Regions from separate parts of the Homo sapiens genome. Here region 2 is linked to region 1. Evidence: chromatin loops called from intact Hi-C (ENCODE). Cell type or tissue: K562. All regions are shown on one strand. Each heading gives the region's core, and the rest is flanking DNA. Links, peaks and the distances in the headings are about the cores only. Region 1 has its middle 10 kb from the start of NHP2. Region 2 holds the start of PROP1 (PROP paired-like homeobox 1).

The links. Peaks named below come from ENCODE experiments on the same cell type or tissue, not always from the same donor. Only the 100,000 strongest peaks of a DNase experiment are listed, where the experiment ranks them.
Region 2: a loop joins it to region 1, with 3 times the contacts of the local background. A loop is called at or near these places in 3 of 110 quality-filtered maps.

What each region holds. Positions count from the first base shown.
Region 1 is chr5:178,159,917-178,168,242 of GRCh38, reverse strand. It overlaps the pseudogene NAXEP1. Among named protein-coding and RNA genes, the nearest start is that of NHP2, 10 kb to the right of the region's middle. RefSeq lists enhancers at 3,760-3,809, 3,772-4,273. In K562, for the core only: a CTCF peak has its summit at 3,880 (motif pointing right); a DNase peak (open chromatin) is centred at 3,882; H3K4me3 peaks cover 168 bases; H3K27me3 peaks cover 1,798 bases.
Region 2 is chr5:177,990,935-177,999,260 of GRCh38, reverse strand. PROP1 (PROP paired-like homeobox 1) reads left to right here and starts at 3,019. Exons shown (of 3, transcript NM_006261.5): 1 at 3,019-3,436; 2 at 4,923-5,155; 3 at 6,214-7,026. The coding sequence starts at 3,328. The coding sequence ends at 6,552. RefSeq lists an enhancer at 2,368-2,867. In K562, for the core only: no CTCF peak of the experiment used is centred there; no DNase peak of the experiment used is centred there; H3K27me3 peaks cover 4,718 bases.

The DNA.
Region 1 (8,326 bases), core at 309-8,308:
CATTTAAAAATGGGTAAAAGACATGAACAGACATTTCTCAAAAGAAGATGCCAACAAGTAGCCAACCAGCATATGAAAAAATGTTCAGCATCACTAATCATTAGAGAAATGTAAATCAAAACCACAATGAGATACTACCTCACACCAGTCAGAACAGCTATTATTAAAAAGTCAAAAACAGCAGCTGCTGGCAACGCTGTGGAGAAAAGAGAATGCTAATACACTGCTGCTGGGAATGTCAATTCATCCCACCACTGTGTAAAGTAGTTAGGAGGTTTCTCAAAGAACTTGAAACAGAGCTACAGGCCGGGCGTGGTGGCTCACGCCTGTAATCACAGCACTCTGGGAGGCCGAGGCAGGTGGATCACCTGAGGTCGGGAGTTCGAGACTAGCCTGGCCAACATGGAGAAACCCTATCTCTACTAAAAATACAAAATTAGCTGGGCGTGATGGCACATGCCTGTAATCCCAGCTACTCGGGAGGCTGAGGCAGGAGAATCGCTTGAACCTGGGAGGTGGAGATTGAGGGGAGCTGAGATTGTGCCACTGCACTCCAGCCTGGTCAACAAAAGCAAAACTCTGTCTCCAAAAACAAAAACAAAAACAAACAAACAAAAAACAGAGCCACCATTTGACCCAGCAATCCCATTAGTAGATATATATTAAAAATAAAACAGATTTTTCTACCAAAAAGACACAGGCACATGTATGTTTATCACAGCAATGTTCACAACAGCAAAGATACAGAATCAACCTAGGTGCCCATCAGTGGTGGATTGGATAAAGAAAATGAAGTTCAACTTGAGGGGGAGAAAAAGAGAAAAAAAAATAAAACAAAGATATGAAACATTTAATAAGTAAAAATAATTTTTTTTAATGTGGCACACATTCACCACAGAATACTGTGCAGCCAAAAAACCCGAAATAATGTCCTTGCAGCAACATGGATGCAGCTGGAGGCCATCATCCTAAGCCAATTAATACAGGAACAGAAAACCAAACACTGCAGGTTCTCACTTAGAAGTAGGAGCTAGGCCGGGCGCTGTGGTTCACGCCTGTAATCCCAGCATTTTGGGAGGCCGAGACAGGTGGATCACCTAAGGTCAGGAGTTCAAGACCAGCCTGGCCAACGTGAGAGGAGAGAAAGAGGATGAGTAGTGAAAAACTAACTGTTGGGTACTATACTGAGTACCTGGGCGATGGGAACAATTATACCCCAAACCTCAGCATCACGCAATACACCCCGGTAACAAACTGCACATGGCCTCTCTGAATCCAAAATAAAAACTGAAATTACTTTTAAAAAATGTTAAAAAGCAAAATGCAGAATGCTGTGCGTAGTATGCTACTGTTTCTGTGAAGAGAGGATGGACACTTACTAAGAAAAAGGTGGAAAAAAGGGGAAGGATAGCATTGTGTACTGCATATACATACAGAATATTTGCAGAATGCAGTGTTGGAAGTGGATCCCATCGGTTGCTTCTTTTTAATTTTTTTCTTTTTGTTCGAGATGGAGTCTTGCTCTGTCAACTAGGCTGGTGTGCAATGGCGTGATGCTTTTCTTTTTTAATTTACATTTTTTCCTTTCTCTCGCTTTCTTTCTCTCTCTCTCTTTCTTTCTTTCTTTTCTGAGGGGGCGATTTTAAGTCTTTATTGGGAAGAATACCCACCCACCTTCCCTCACTGCAGACCATACACACACTTGGTGTCAGGGTAGGGGCAGGTTCAGGTGCTACTTCTTTTCCAGAGCAGGTGGCACAAAACGACCCCCCAGGTAATGGTGGCGACCGGGTAACCTGGGTTGCAGACTTTTTGGGTGCTGTGAGGGAGATGAGCAAGTCTGGCTGGATCCCTCCAGAGTTTCCCTTCTCCACATCCCATCCAGAGGGAATGTTGATGCCGGCAGTGGGCACGGTGAATCCCTTCAGGACACTCAGGATGCTGTGGAACGTTCCCGAACATCACCCTCGAAGCTGAAGCCGAAGATGGCATCCACCACCAGCTCATACAGCTCAATCATCACGGGCTCTGAGCGCATTTCCCCAAGGAAAGGGATGTCCATTTTCTGACACGGGGTCACCAACGCAATGAAGAGGGGCTGGTTGGGCCTTTTGGGGTAATAGATGGTTGGCCGGTTAGCCAAAGAGTTTGAGGTGCGCAGCACAGACCAGACCATCTCCTCCATTATTCCCCGGGCCACAGATGACCAGGACAGTAGGGGAGCTCCTGGACATGGACGTGGGGGAATATGCCTTGGCGATGGCTGCGGCGCAGCTCAGCCCGGCCAGCTCCACAAGTCGGGCCACGCTGAACTAGTACTCGTTGAATAGCTCCTGGTCCACGACCTGGGCTTCCTCCTGGCTCAGGTGCTTCACCGCTATGCTCGCCATGACCGCTGAGTCCCAGCGGCCACCCGAGTTCAGCCGCTGCCGTCCCCACGAGGTGGGTCCCGAGCGGCAGGCGCTGGTCTGGCTTTTGATTCGCGCAGGCGCGAGCCGCAACCAGCAGCCTGAGCCCCGGCAGCGCCCGCAGGCCGGACATCCCGCTCGCACGGCGCGCCCCCGGCCCAGCCCGACGCGACCCCGGCGCATCATTTTTTCTTTCTTTAATGTTGTTGTTGTTGTTGAGACAGAAGTCTTGTTTGTTGCCCAGGCTGCTGATAAACTTCCGGGCTCAAGTGATCCTCCCGCCTCGGCCTTCCAAAACACTGGGATTACAGGCGTGAGCCACGGCCCCCAGCCTCAGCTGTTGCATCTGATTGGAAAAACCTGCAGGCACCACCACCGTCCAGATCAGCGGTCAGCGAACTACGACCCGCGGACCCATGCTTGCTTGCTTGCTTGTTTGTTTGTTTTGAGACAGTCTCGCACTGTCACCCAGGCTGATGTGCAGTGACGCGATCTCAGCTCGCTGCAACCTCCGCCTCCCTGGTTCAAGCGATTCTCCTGCCTCAGCCTCCCGCAGGCGCCCACCACCACGCTCGGCTAATTTTTTGTATTTTTAGTAGAGACGGGGTTCCACTATGTTGGCCAGGCTGGTCTGGATCTCCTGACCTCGTGATCCGCCCGCCTCAGCCTCCCAAAGTGCTGGGATTACAGGCATGAGCCACCACACCCGGCCCCCATGTTTTTATAAATAAAGTTTTATTGGTACATAGCCACCCCATTTGATTACATATTGTCTCTGGGTGCTCTCCTACTATAACAGCAGGGCTGAGTGGTTACGATAGAGACTGTATAGTCCACGGAGCCTAAAATGTTTACTGTTTGGCCCTTAACAGAGAACATCTTCTGACCTCGATCTAAATCAGTTGGACTGACACTCAAGCCCTTTGCCTAGCAGGTCCCAAACACCCTCAGCCCAGTTCTCCACGCCCCCCGCAATCCCCCATTCTGGCCTGGCTGCTCTCCTGTCTTTCACGAAGAAAGAGAAAAACAGATGCCTCCTATCTCACGAGAAAAGGAAGGCCAGCAGCGCCAGGTGTCTGCTGCTGGAGAATAAGCACAGGTCAGAAGGGGGGAGGCGCACTGCTCCCTGCCTCTCCTCCTCTCCATGGCCAACGGGAAGCCAGAGGCTGAACAGGTGCCAAGGAATGAATGAGGGAGGGCTGCCTGGGTTCCCCTCCCACCTCGGAACCTGATTTGCTCAGGGGTCTGGGCCTGGCCTCCGTCATTCCACTCCGTTGACGGGAGGGTGAATCAATGGGCTCTAAAGACCCTTCACTAGAAGCGCGCTCACTTTCTAGGGCAGGAGCATGGCCTTTCTGCCTCCTGCGAAGCAAGAGGCCAGATGTCAGACGAGCACGGTCATAAGAAGTACTGACTCCCAGAACCAAAGCCCGCCCTGACTGACTGCTGGCGATTCCACACTGCTCCACGAGGTGGCGGTACAGGCGAGGGAGAGGAGGCCACAGCGGGCTCCCGGGCGACGGGGCCACGCACGGTGGCTCAGGCAGCACAATGCCACCTGCTTTCCCCGCCCGTCACGCCTCAGTGGGAGGTGGAGGCCTTTCTGCCACAACTCACAGATCTCCATTCCCATTTCCACCGTAGGTCTCCCGGTTCCAGCTGCGGCCGCACTTACCGTACATGCACTTGGCTCTCCCAACAGCCTGATGAGGTAGGGACCCTTATTATCCATCCCGAGCCCCCTGGACCTCTTTCCTCTGCCAGCCTGCCCTGCCTCCCCTCTACATTGGTTTTCTTTTCTTTTCCCTCCCTCCCTCCCTTTCTCTTTCTTTTTCTTTCTTTCTCTCTTCTCTCCTTTCTCTTCTTCCTTCCTTCTTTTCTGTCCTCTCCTCTCGTTTCTTCTCTTTTTTCTTTTACTTTCCTAGCCTGCCCTGCCTCACCCTCTACATTGGTCTTCCTTTCTTTTCTTTTTTCTCTTTTCCCTCCCTTCCTTCCTTCCTTTTTTAAAATTTTCTTTCCCAGCCTGCCCTGCCTCGCCCTCTATATTGGTTTTCTTTTCTTTCTTTTTCTTTCTCCTTCCTTCTTTTTTTTTTTTTTCTTTGAGATGGAGCGTCGCTCTGTCACCAGGCTGGAGTGCAGTGGCACAATCTCGGCTCACTGCAACCTCTGCCTCCCAGGTTCAAGTGATTCTCCTGCCTCAGCCTCCCAAGTAGCTGGGATTACAGGGGCCCACTACCACGCCCAGCTAATTTTTGTATTTTTGGTAGAGACAGGGTTTCACCATGTTGGCCAGGCTGGTCTTGAACTTCTGGCCTCAAGTGATCCACCTGCCTCAGCCTCCCAAAGAGCTGGGATTACAAGCGTGAGCCACCATGCCAGGTCCCTGTGTTGGTTTTCACTGAAGTGAATGTGTCCAGAAATCTGGTGCATTCACTCCCTATTGCTGCTGTAACAACTGACCACTCAGTGGCTGAGAACGACACCCATGTATTATCTCACGGTCCTGTACATCGGAAGTCCTGGAGGTCAGGGCTTGGGCTGAAGGTTCCCATCAAAGTCTCCACCTGCCGTGGTATCTCATCTGGTGCTTGGAATCCCCTTCCAGGCTCACTCTTCTTTTTCTTTTTTCTTTTTTTTTTGAGACAGAGTCTCGCTCTGTTGCCCAGGCTGGAGTGCAGTGGAGCAATCTCGGCTCACCGCAAGCTCCACCTCCCAGGTTCACGCCATTCTCCTGCGTCAGCCTCCCGAGTAGCTGGGACTACAGGCACCCGCCACCACGCCCGGCTAATTTTTTGGATTTTTAGTAGAGACGGGGTTTCACCGTGTTAGCCAGGATGGTCTCGATCTCCTGACCTCATGATCCACCCACCTCGGCCTCCCAAAGTGCTGGGATTACAGGCATGAGCCAGCGCACCTGGCCTCAGGCTCACTCTTCTTGCTGGAAGAGTTCAGTTCCTGGTGATTGTAGGACCTGGGTCCCGCCTCCTGTCATCCAGCCACTCTCAGCTCCTGCGGTTACTTTTTGGTCCTCACACATGGTGCCTCCATCCTCACAGCCGGGAGCAGCGTTCAGATCCTGCTTGCTCTTGGGATCTCCGTCATTGCCCCTCTGCCGTCAGTCAGAGAAAGCTCTCTGCTTTAAGGTCTCAAGGGATTACAGTGGGCTAACCCGGATAATCCCGGATTCTCTCCCTGTCTGAGTCGACTGTGCCAAATAAGAAGACATGCAGGAGTGACAGCTCCTCATACTCACAGGTTCTGGGCAGGGCATCTCTGGGGGGCTATCTTAGAAATTCTGTCTGCCTGACCCATCCTCTTGTTCCACTGCCACACCCCATATCTCAAAGTCCTTTTGTGTCCTGTATATCGCTCTCACCAACTCCCTTAGCTCAGCCTCACGGCCATCATCCTGGATCAGGCCACACTCGCAGCCCCCTTGCTGCTCTCATTCTTCCCCCTCTTCCCCAGGCATCCTGCCCACCCTCTGGTTCCCCTGCTGTAGCCTAGATGCTCTTCCAAAAACACAAAGCTAACCATGCTACTCCCCAATTTAAAATCCTGCAGTGGTACCCCAGGAGCTTCAGGGGATGAACAAAAGTCCGTAAAAGTCATTTGTTCAAATGATTTCTGAGGACGGACTCTCCACCAGGCACCTCCTGTAGCTTCCTGCCTTGTAGGATGGGGAGATTCAACCCGGAAGAAGGCTGCAGTAAGCACTAAGGGTGGCTGTTCCAGCCGGCCCTGCCCTCGTTCCCTCCTCACCCCTAGGTCTTCCCAGTACCCTCCTCCTCTACCCTGTCACATCCAACAAATCCTGTAGGGAGCACTTTTCCCAGATCCCTTCCTAGATTCCAGTTCTATATTGCTCCCACGGCTGGTACTTCCCGTGCGGAACCCTTGGGAGACCAGGACTCTCTGTCTAGCTCACCATGGCTCCCCCGATGCCCAGCACAGTGTTGGGCACATAAAGACGCTCAGTAAGTTGTTCTGAATGAAGGGAAAGTCCAATATGCACGGTGCAGACCCAAACCTCGTGAGATTCCCTTTACTCCTAATAATTGTCTGCCTTGTGCCAGTGATTTTTCAGTGAACCTTTAGGGGCCAATGGTCCTGGCCCCCACATCTCCATGGCACAAAGTCTGGAAGGAGGCTGGGTGCCGTGGCTCATACCTGTAGCCCAGCACTTTGGGAGGCTGAGGTGGCAGATCACTTGAGGTCAGGAGTTCAAGACCAGCCTAGGCAACATGGTGAAGCCCCATCTCTACTAAAAATACAAAAATTAGTCGGGCATGGTGGCATGCCTGTAGTCCCAGCTACTTGGGAGGCTGAAGCACGAGAATCACTTGAACCCGGGAGGCAGGGGTTGCAGTGAACCGAGATAGTGGCACCGCACTCCAGCCTGGGTGACAGAGGGAGACTGTCTCAAAAACAAACAACAAGAAAAAACAAAGTCTGGGCCGGGCGCGGTGGCACATGCCTGTAATCCCAGCACTTTGAGAGGCCAAGGCAGGCAGATCATGAGGTCAGGAGATCGAGACCACCCTGGCTAACATGGCGAAACCCTGTCTCTACTAAAAATACACAAAATTATCCAGGCGTGGTGGCAGGCGCCTGTATTCCCAGCTGCTCGGGAGGCTGAGGCAGGATAATGGCATGAACCCGGGAGGCAGAGCTTGCAGTGAGCCGAGATCATGCCACTGCACTCCAGCCTGGGCGACAGAGCGAGACTCCATCTCAAAAAATAATAATAATAATAAAACAAAGTCTGGCAGGAACATCAATGTCAATTCCAAGGGGCCTGGAAGAAGGGAAGGCATTTTCTGGGCACAAGAACAAAAAATGTGACCATCAAGAACTTACTCAAGAGGCCAGGCATGGTGGCTCCCGCCTGTAAGGGAGGCCGAGGTGGGTGGATCACTTGAGGTCAGGAGTCCTAGGCCAACCTGGTCAACATGGTGAAACCCCGTCTCTACTAAAAATACAAAAATTAGCCGGGCGGGGTGGTGGCGCATGCCTGTAATCCCAGCTACTTGGGAGGCTGAGGCAGGAGAATTGCTTGAACCCAGGAGGTCGAGGTTGCAGTGAGTCGAGATCGCACCACTGCACTCCAGCCTGGGCAACAGACCAAGACTCCATTTCAAAAAAAAAAAAAAAAAAAAAAAAAAAGAACTACTTGCTCAAGAGTCCTGTTAAGCAGTGGGTAGCAGCATGGTGCTGTGGAGAAGGGCAGGTTTTGTGCACACGTGGACATACACACGCCCCCAACAATGCCTGCCAGCCTGTAGCAAAACAGCAAAGAAAATGAGAGGGAAAGGCCCCAACAGAGGAAACATTTTTCTGACTTTTGAGACTATGGAAAGTGAATAGAAGAAGGCAATAGATGAAACAGGTGTTGACAGCCACAGCCCAGGAAAGGCTGCAAGGGGACTGCAGGGGAGACCAAGCCACCAGGCACCCCAGGACCAGGAAGCGGGAAGTGAGAGTCAGGACTAAAACAGCTGCTGCACTTGGCATCCGCCACCACCTCCTGTTCCTCTAGAAACCCCCAGACAAAAAATTCATCTCTGGGTCCGGGGGTGGTGGCTCATGCCTATAATCCAAGCGCTTTGGGAGGCCAAGGCAGGAGGATTGCTTGAGGTCAGGAGTTTGAGGCCAGCGTGGGCAACATGGCGAGACTGTCTCTACAAAAAATATAAAAACATGGCAAGACTCTGTCTCTACAAAAAATATAAAAATTAGCCAGGCGTGGTGGCGCATGCCTGTGGTCCCAGCTACTCAGGAGGCTGAAGTGGGAGGATCGCTTGAGCCTGGGATGCAGAGTTTGCAGTGAGCTGTACTTGCACCATTGTACTCCAGCCTGGGCGACAGAGCAAGACTCCATCTCAAAAACGACAAAAACAAAAACAAAACCAAATCTG
Region 2 (8,326 bases), core at 82-8,081, 170 kb after region 1:
ATTCTACAGACGGGTGAGAGTATGGCAGAGTGAAGGTGTCCTGGCAGTTCTGGGATGTGTATTCTACAGACGGGTGAGAGTATGGCAGAGTGAAGGTGTCCTGGCAGTTCTGGGATGTGTATTCTACAGACGGGTGAGAGTATGGCAGAGTGAAGGTGTCCTGGCAGTTCTGGGATGTGTATTCTACAGAGGGGTGAGAGTATGGCAGAAGTGAAGGTGTCCTGGCAGTTCTGGGATGTGTATTCTACAGAGGGGTGAGAGTATGGCAGAGTGGAGGTGTCCTGGCAGTTCTGGGATGTGTATTCTACAGAGGGGTGAGAGTATGGCAGAATGAAGGTGTCCTGGCAGTTCTGGGATGTGTATTCTACAGAGGGGTGAGAGTATGGCAGAAGTGAAGATGTCCTGGCAGTTCTGGGAATGTGTATTCTACAGAGGGGTGACAGTATGGCAGAGTGAAGGTGTCCTGGCAGTTCTGGGATGTGTATTCTACAGAGGGGTGAGAGTATGGTAGAGGTGAAGATGTTCCGGTAGTTCTGGGAATGTGTATTCTACAGAGGGTCTTGCAGGGAATAGTTGCCTTGAGAGGACAGAATCTCAAGAGTTAGAATAATCACCTTTTGGATTCAGGGGGTCCTAGTGTGTTGAAGCTGTGCTGGGCTGTCTGTGTATTGGGAGAGTGGGAGAGTGACAGTGACTAGGGTGCCTACTGACAACTCTAGGGCTGAGACAACCAGAGTACACTGGAAGGTTGGAGAGCCCTGGCATTAAGACATCCCCTGTGTCAAAGGCATGTTGGATGGTCAGAGTGCTTTGGGAGACCTGGATATGTCTTTTCTTCGTCAAAATATCCTATGGATCAGGCTAGTGTGGTCAGGGTATTTCCTGGGTTGGGGTTGGCATGTTGAGTGGTTTTTCAGTGTCAACAGCACTTTGCAAGATTCAAGCAAATTGGGGGCTCTGAACAGGCAGGAAGACAAGATGCCCTTGACGGTCTAGATTCTGTAAGGTCAGGAATTCCTTAAAAGGTTAGAATTTCCCAAATCTCACCATGTCCTCATGGTCTGGGTGACTTAGAGGGTCACAGAGTGATTGTGAGCCCAAGATGTTGTGCTGAGTGTAAGGTACAGAGGTCAGAGCCTCTTGGAGGGTCTGTGTGTCCTGGAGAGTGAATGCATCCTCAGTGCCCTCAGCATTCAAGGACCTGACAGGGCCAGAATGGGTACCCCAGGCAGCAGGATGCATTGTAATTCAGTGTTCTCTTGTGAGTCCAAGCTGACTGCATGTCACTGGGTCTTGCTAGGTTAGGACTGCCATGGGGTTCAGGGTGCTCCAGGAGGTCAAAGTGTGTCCTAGGGTAGGGGAGAAGGGTTAAAATTAGAGCAGTGTTTCCCAATTTTACGTTGCTATGGACTAAACGTTTGTGTCCCTCCAAAATTTCTACGTTGAAGTCCTAACACCCAACGTGATGGTATTTGAAGGTGGGGATTTGGGGAGGTGATTAGGTTTAGATGAGCTCATGAGGGTGAGGCCCCATGATGGGATTAGTGTCCTTACAAGCAGAGGAAAAGAAACCAGAGCTGGTTCTTTCTCCACCATATGAAGGCACCGAGAGAAGGCAGCCACCTGCAAGCCAGGAAGAGAGCCCTCACAGGGGAGCCAAATAGGCGGACCCCTTGATCTTAGACTTCCCAGCCTCCAGAACTGTGAGCAATAGAAGTCTATTGTTTAAACCACACAGTCTATGCTATTTTGTCATGGCAGCCCCAGCTGACTAAGACCCACGTGCACTCGGTTCTCCTGGAGATCTTGATACAAGGCAGATTGTGACTCAGTAGAATGGAGGTGGGGCCCAGGGATCTGCATTTCCAACATGCTCCCATTGCTGGTGCTGCTGCTGCTGCTGATCCATGGACCACACGGTAAGCATCGAAATCCTAAAGGATTCTGATTTCCTGTCTTGAATCACCAGCGTGTTTTTAAAGGACCTGTATGACGGCATGACCCTGGGAATCAGACTGTCCTGTGGGTACAGTGTGTTCCAGGGGGTCCATGTGTTCTCACTGGGTCAGTGTATCCTGAGAAGCAGAGGTGAAGTGTTCTGGGTGTCAGCGTGTCCCAGGGGATCCTAAGGTCCTGGGCTGTTGCATCATCCTTAAACTGTCAGAGTGTCCTGGGGATGTCAGAATGTACTTCCCAGGTCTAAGTAACCTCAAGGGGCAGAGTACTGTGGGACCAGGCTGTCCTGACTGCTCAGAGATTCCCGGTGTCAGGATTTTCTTGAAGAATCAGAATGTAGTATGTCACGGGAATCTCAGTCTCTTTCCAAGTCCTGGAGTCTGGAGTGGGTTTGGGGGTCAGGATGCAGCTGGAATGCAGATGTTCAGGTCAGGGTTTTCGGAGAGTCTGGGTGACCTTGGAAGGTCATGGTGTCCTGGGGGTTCTGGGTGAATGAGGAAGTGGTGTTTGAGGGAGGAAATCAGAAAGTACTTGAGAGCTAAGGTGTCCTGGAGGCCCATTCTCCGGAGTGGGTTCAGGTTGGCCTGAGCACTGGCTGGTGTGTTCTGAACTATCAGGGTATCTGAGAGGGGCCAGCATGCACTTGTGACTTCTCCTTTTTTAGTTTCCTGGAAGCAGATCCTTGAGTGTCACCCCCATGCTGAGACGCCAGGCAGGCTCCACTCCTGGGTCCCTTTCCCCTGCTCTTCGTTCCTCTCCCCACAGTGGGGTTGTGAGGAGGGGGTCTCGGGAGGAATGCATTTTCTCCTCCTCCCCCTGCCTGCTCCCAGGAGGGGATTTAACAGGACAAAAGAATCCGGTCCTCTGGGAATACGAGCCCTTGGCCCCAGTCCCTGGACCCTCCGACAGAACACCTTCCCTCATCCGGCTTGTGATCCTCCCTGAGCAAGGGGGCTCTGGTGACCGTGTAGTGATTGGATGGGCCCACAGGGGCGAGGAGGAGGTCACTCCTCCAAGACTCAGGGGTGGGATGGGAAAGTAGGCAGCTGACAGAAGGGAGCAGCATCCCGGTGGGGAGAAGGGCCAGGCAGAGAAAAGTAGTCAGAAACAGAGCAACAGGTGAGGCTGAGGCAGGAGATTGAGCTGACACTCAAGCCAAGGAAGGGGGAATTAGGAAACAATTAGAAAAAAAGTAAAGACAGTGAAAAAGTCAGAGACAGCTGCCTGCACCTACACACACATTCAGAGACAGAGTCCCAGAGGGTGGCATACACAGAGGGAGAAGGGGAGGGAACAGGTGTGGAGAGGAGCTGCGGAAGCAGAGAAATCTCAAGTCAGAGATTCAGGGACACTTGGTCCCCGTGGCGAGCCATGGAAGCAGAAAGGAGGCGCCAGGCTGAGAAGCCAAAGAAGGGGCGAGTCGGCAGCAACCTGTTGCCTGAGAGACACCCGGCCACTGGGACCCCGACCACCACGGTGGGTGAGTGACCGTCCCGGTGTGCGTGGGTCCCTGAGGAGGCAGCGGGTGTGAGGCTGAAAGCATAGGCTCCATGAAGAAGGTTAGGAGGAGAAATTAAAACCCGAATCCTATCATGTTAAAACTGTGGGAACCTTTGAAAGTAAAAGGGACTGGAGCACCCCTTGGCTTTACAGACTGGGGAACTGAGCCCTTGGCAGGAGGGGGCGGCTGAACAGCTCACATTGCAGTGGGGATGTGAGACAGTTACCTCTGTCCCCTCACTCCTGACCTCAGAGTTGGTTAGCCCAAGCCACTGCCTTCTCTGATGAAGGGAGCTGGAGGGGCCAGGGCTTTGGGTCCAGGGCGGGAGGGCGGGCTCCGTGTGTGTGTCCCCCATGGTGGACAGTGAGCTCTAGGAGGGTCCACGCCCTTGGGCCCCATGGGGATGGTGCCTCGGCTCCAGACATCTTTTCTTGGTGTGCGCCTTCCAGGTGTGTCCTTTCCCTCCCCGTTCTCTCCTCCCCAACAGCTCTCAGACTAATTAGTGTGGGGGCTTAGGGAGCCTGTGGGGAGGAAGGCAAGCCTTTCCCACGAGCTCAAGTTCCTGCAGCCTGGTGGCTGGGCCAGGGCAGGGGTAGGGAGGAGATGAAAAGTAAGTAGGGGAGGGTGTGTCTGAGCGGAAGAGGGGGGTGCCCATCTTCCCAGGTGAGGGGTGCGGGAGATGGCAGCAGTCTGAAGAAGGCACAGGTTGAACAGGAGCCTCGCCAGCAGGGGACAAGCACTAGGGTCTTCCGTAGACAGCTGGGACGATTGTTAGGGTGCAGGTGCACACAGCAGACCCACAGGGTGAGCCCCAGGTGGTCGTGTGTGTCCAGAAGGGTGAACGTACATGGAGGGGTATGTGTCTGGCAGTGCAATAGGAAGTGGGCAGACAGTAGAGTTGCCAGGTAGACAGTGCATGAGTGCCAGGGCCAGGAATGAGTCTGAGGGTGTGCCCTGTGTAGACAGCACAGCCTGGTGTCAGAGACTCAGAGGCAACCAGGGGCCGAGGCTGAGCAGGGTGCAGGAACCAGGCTATGGCAGCTAAAAGATTCCCGGTGGGGCAGGGCTGGGTGCGGTGGCTCAGGCCTATAATCCCAGCACTTTGAGAGGCTGACATGGGAGGACTGCTTGAGGCCAGGAGTTTGAGACCAGCCTGGGCAAGATAGCAAGACCCCATCTCTAATTTTTTATTTTTTTAATTAGCTGGGTATGTTGGTGTGCACCTGTAGTCCCAGCTACTCAGGAGGCTAAGGCAGTAGGATCACTGGAGCCCAGGGGTTCGAGGCTGCAGTGAGCTGTGATCACACCACTGCACTCCAGTCTGGGAGACAGAGCAAGACTCTGTCTCAAAAAAAGACTGGAGCAGCACAGGACGCACTGAGCGCAATCCCGGGACAGGCACATGTGGTCCAGCACCGAGGAGCGTCCTCCTCAGAAGCCGCCCCTCCCTTCTCTCCGTTCTCAGACTCGAGTGCTCCACCCTGCAGAAGGCTCCCTGGTGCAGGAGGGGGGAGATCAAGGTTCTCCCCGCAAGGAGGACAGAGGGGCCGCCCGCACTCCCGGCGCCGCCACCGCACCACCTTCAGCCCAGTGCAGTTGGAACAGCTGGAGTCAGCCTTTGGGAGGAACCAGTACCCCGACATCTGGGCCCGAGAGAGTCTTGCCCGGGACACTGGCCTCAGTGAGGCCCGAATCCAGGTGATGCTCCAGGATCCTCCTCTCTCAGGAAAGAAATGCAGATTTCTTTGGTGCTATCATAGAATGTTGGGCATTATAACCCTAACCTAAATGGTCACCAGACACAGGCCTCATCTCACCACCAGCATCAGAGCAACTGCATTGAGAATATCATATCACTTGAGTTTAACCCTAGCTATAAGCTAATCTAACTTGAATTTCAACACCTACCCTCAATATTTAATAGTGATGCCAATTCCGGCTGGGCACAATAGCTCACACCTGTAATCCCAGCACTTTGGGAGGCCAAGCTGGATGGATCACCTGAGGTTAAGAGTTCGAGACCAGCCTGGTTAACATGGTGAAACCCCATCTCTGCTAAAAATACAAAAAATTAGCCAGGCATAGTGGCAGGTGCCTATAATTAATCCCAGCTACTCCGGAGGCTGAGGCAGGAGAATCACTTGAACCCGGGAGGTGGAGGTTGCAGTGAGCCAAGATCATGCCACTGCACTCCAGCCTGGGCAACAAGAACAAAACTTTGTCTCAAAAAAAAAAAAATAGTGATGCCAATTCCAACAGAAGTTCAATCCTAACTGTCCATATTCTTACAGAAGCTTGTCCCTAACCATAGCCTTGAAACTCAATGAGCCAAATGCTCCCTCAATCCTAACCCCAGGGTTGGTTAGCCTTAAGTGTAAACCCTACCCTAAATTCAAGCTTGTCTATAGCAATTACATTTATCTACAGTCTTAATCGTTAAACTTAACCCTAGGGGAAATTTCCCATTCTCTGGGGAAGGGAAATGTCATTGTCACCATATTTATCTCCTTGGTGGAAGCTGACACTTCTTACTTGCCCCGAGTGTTAGAAAAGGGCACATGTGGACAGAGGCTGGGGACAAGTCTGTGGGTTCCTTTGTCAGCAGACCAGGCTCAGCCAAGCCTTGTGGAAGAGCTTTACTCCCTCTGGCCATGCTGGAGAAGCCTGCTCCCTGTCCCTGCACCTCTTGTCATTGGAGTAGGGTGTCACCACCTATGTCAAGTGTGGGCTCTGATGTGGTTCCTACCCCTTCTCAGGTCTGGTTCCAGAACCGCAGAGCTAAGCAACGGAAGCAAGAGCGCTCACTGCTTCAGCCTCTGGCCCATCTGTCTCCTGCCGCCTTTTCCAGCTTCTTGCCAGAGTCCACTGCTTGCCCCTATTCTTACGCAGCACCACCACCACCAGTGACCTGCTTCCCTCACCCCTACAGCCATGCCCTCCCTTCCCAGCCCTCCACAGGAGGCGCCTTTGCTTTGTCACACCAGTCTGAGGACTGGTACCCTACCTTGCACCCAGCCCCTGCCGGCCATCTGCCCTGCCCCCCACCCCCTCCCATGCTCCCCCTCAGCCTTGAGCCATCCAAGTCCTGGAACTGAGGTCAAACAAGTACCACCAAGGTGATCCCCAGCCTGCGGCCCTCGTGAAAAGACAAGAAAATGGGGTGGCTTCCTTTCCATCTATGGGTGAAGCAGATGCATGGTGAGGGTCAGCTCAGCGATTAGAAATTTAAAAATGGGAGATCATGGTGAATTCTCACTGGGGTGATTAGTGGAGGAAGTCTGGGGAGGTGAGCTACTGGAAGAGACAGGGCAAGATGCCTCGGTGGAGCTGCCTGCTGAAGGGTGATATTGATGAAGACAGTTGCTGGTGAGTGGAGATGATTGAAGGGCTAGGAGGTGAGGGCCTTCATTAATTGAGATCACGATTGAAGAAGATCCCAGCTCTTTCTGGCTGATTTCAGTAAGGCTTCTGACTTAAGAGTCTACCTATACATCCCTTCCCCATTGCCCACCCCGCCATCTCAATCAGTCACTGACTTTTGTTTATTCTGTCCTAGAAATACCTTTTTTTTTTTTTTTTTTTTTTTTTTGAGACAGAGTCTTGCTCTGTCGCCCAGGCTGGAGTCCAGTGGCACAATCTCGACTCACTGCAAGCTCCACCTCCTGGGTTCACGCCATTCTCCCGCCTCAGCCTCCCGAGTAGCTGGGACTACAGGTGCCCGCCACCACGCCCGGCTAATTTTGTTTTTGTATTTTTAGTAGAGACGGAGTTTCACCATGTTAGCCAGGATGGTCTCAATCTCCTGACCTCGTGATCTGCCCGCCTCGGCCTCCCAAAGTGCTGGGATTACAGGTGTGAGCCACTGAGCCCAGCCGAAATATCTCTTCAGAGTGTCCCCTCCTTTCCATTCCAGCAGACACTTGGCTTTTTCTGACCCCGTATTTTCTGACTTATTGTCGCATAGGTTCCCTTAACTCTAGTCTATCCCACTTCCAACAAACCTGTGCAAATCTCAACATCAAGGAATGCTCTCCAATGTCTTATAAAAAATACATCAATCAGATTTGATTAGTTTTGCCTGTAGAAGTCTTCAACATCTGCCTTCAACTTTTAAATCAGCGGCACATTTTAACATATGTGGTTTCTGATAGAGAAGAAACCATTTGATTTAGGGCAAACTTTTCTAAGACGAAACCGTCTGAGGCTGATGAGGGGTCATTCCCAGGAAGGGACCTGCCTCTTCTGGGAAACGCCTTGGTCTGAACCCTCTCAAAAGAAACAGCATGGAGCCTAGTTCATGGTACAATTTTTATGCGATATTGCTTATTATGCACTTATTTTACTCACAATTCACTTATTTATATGTATGCTTACCTCTCTTATTGGAGGGTTCATAGAAAACTTTTTTAAATTAAATTTTTTTTTCTTTTTTGAGACGGAGTTTTGCTCTTGTTGCCCAAGCTGGAATGCAATGGAGTGATCTCGGCTCACTGCAACCTCCGCCTCCCGCGTTCAAACAATTCTCCTGCCTAAGCCTCCCGAGTAGCTGGGATTACAGGGTGTGCCACCGTGCCCGGCTAATTTTTTGTATTTTTAGTAGAGACGGGGTTTCACCATGTTGGCCAGGTTGGTCTTGAACTCCTGACCTCGAATGATCCACCTGCCTCAGCCTCCCAAAGTGCTGGGATTACAGGTGTGAGCCACTGCGCCAGGCCTGATTTTTTTAATATTTAATTTTTATTTTTTCATGTGCCTCTAGATATGATTTTTATTCTTGGTTTTTTTCCCCTCCCTCTTTCATCTCTCTCCTCTCTTCCAACTCCTCTTCCCTGTCCCATCCCTGCTACCCATTTAGTGGGAAGGAAGTTT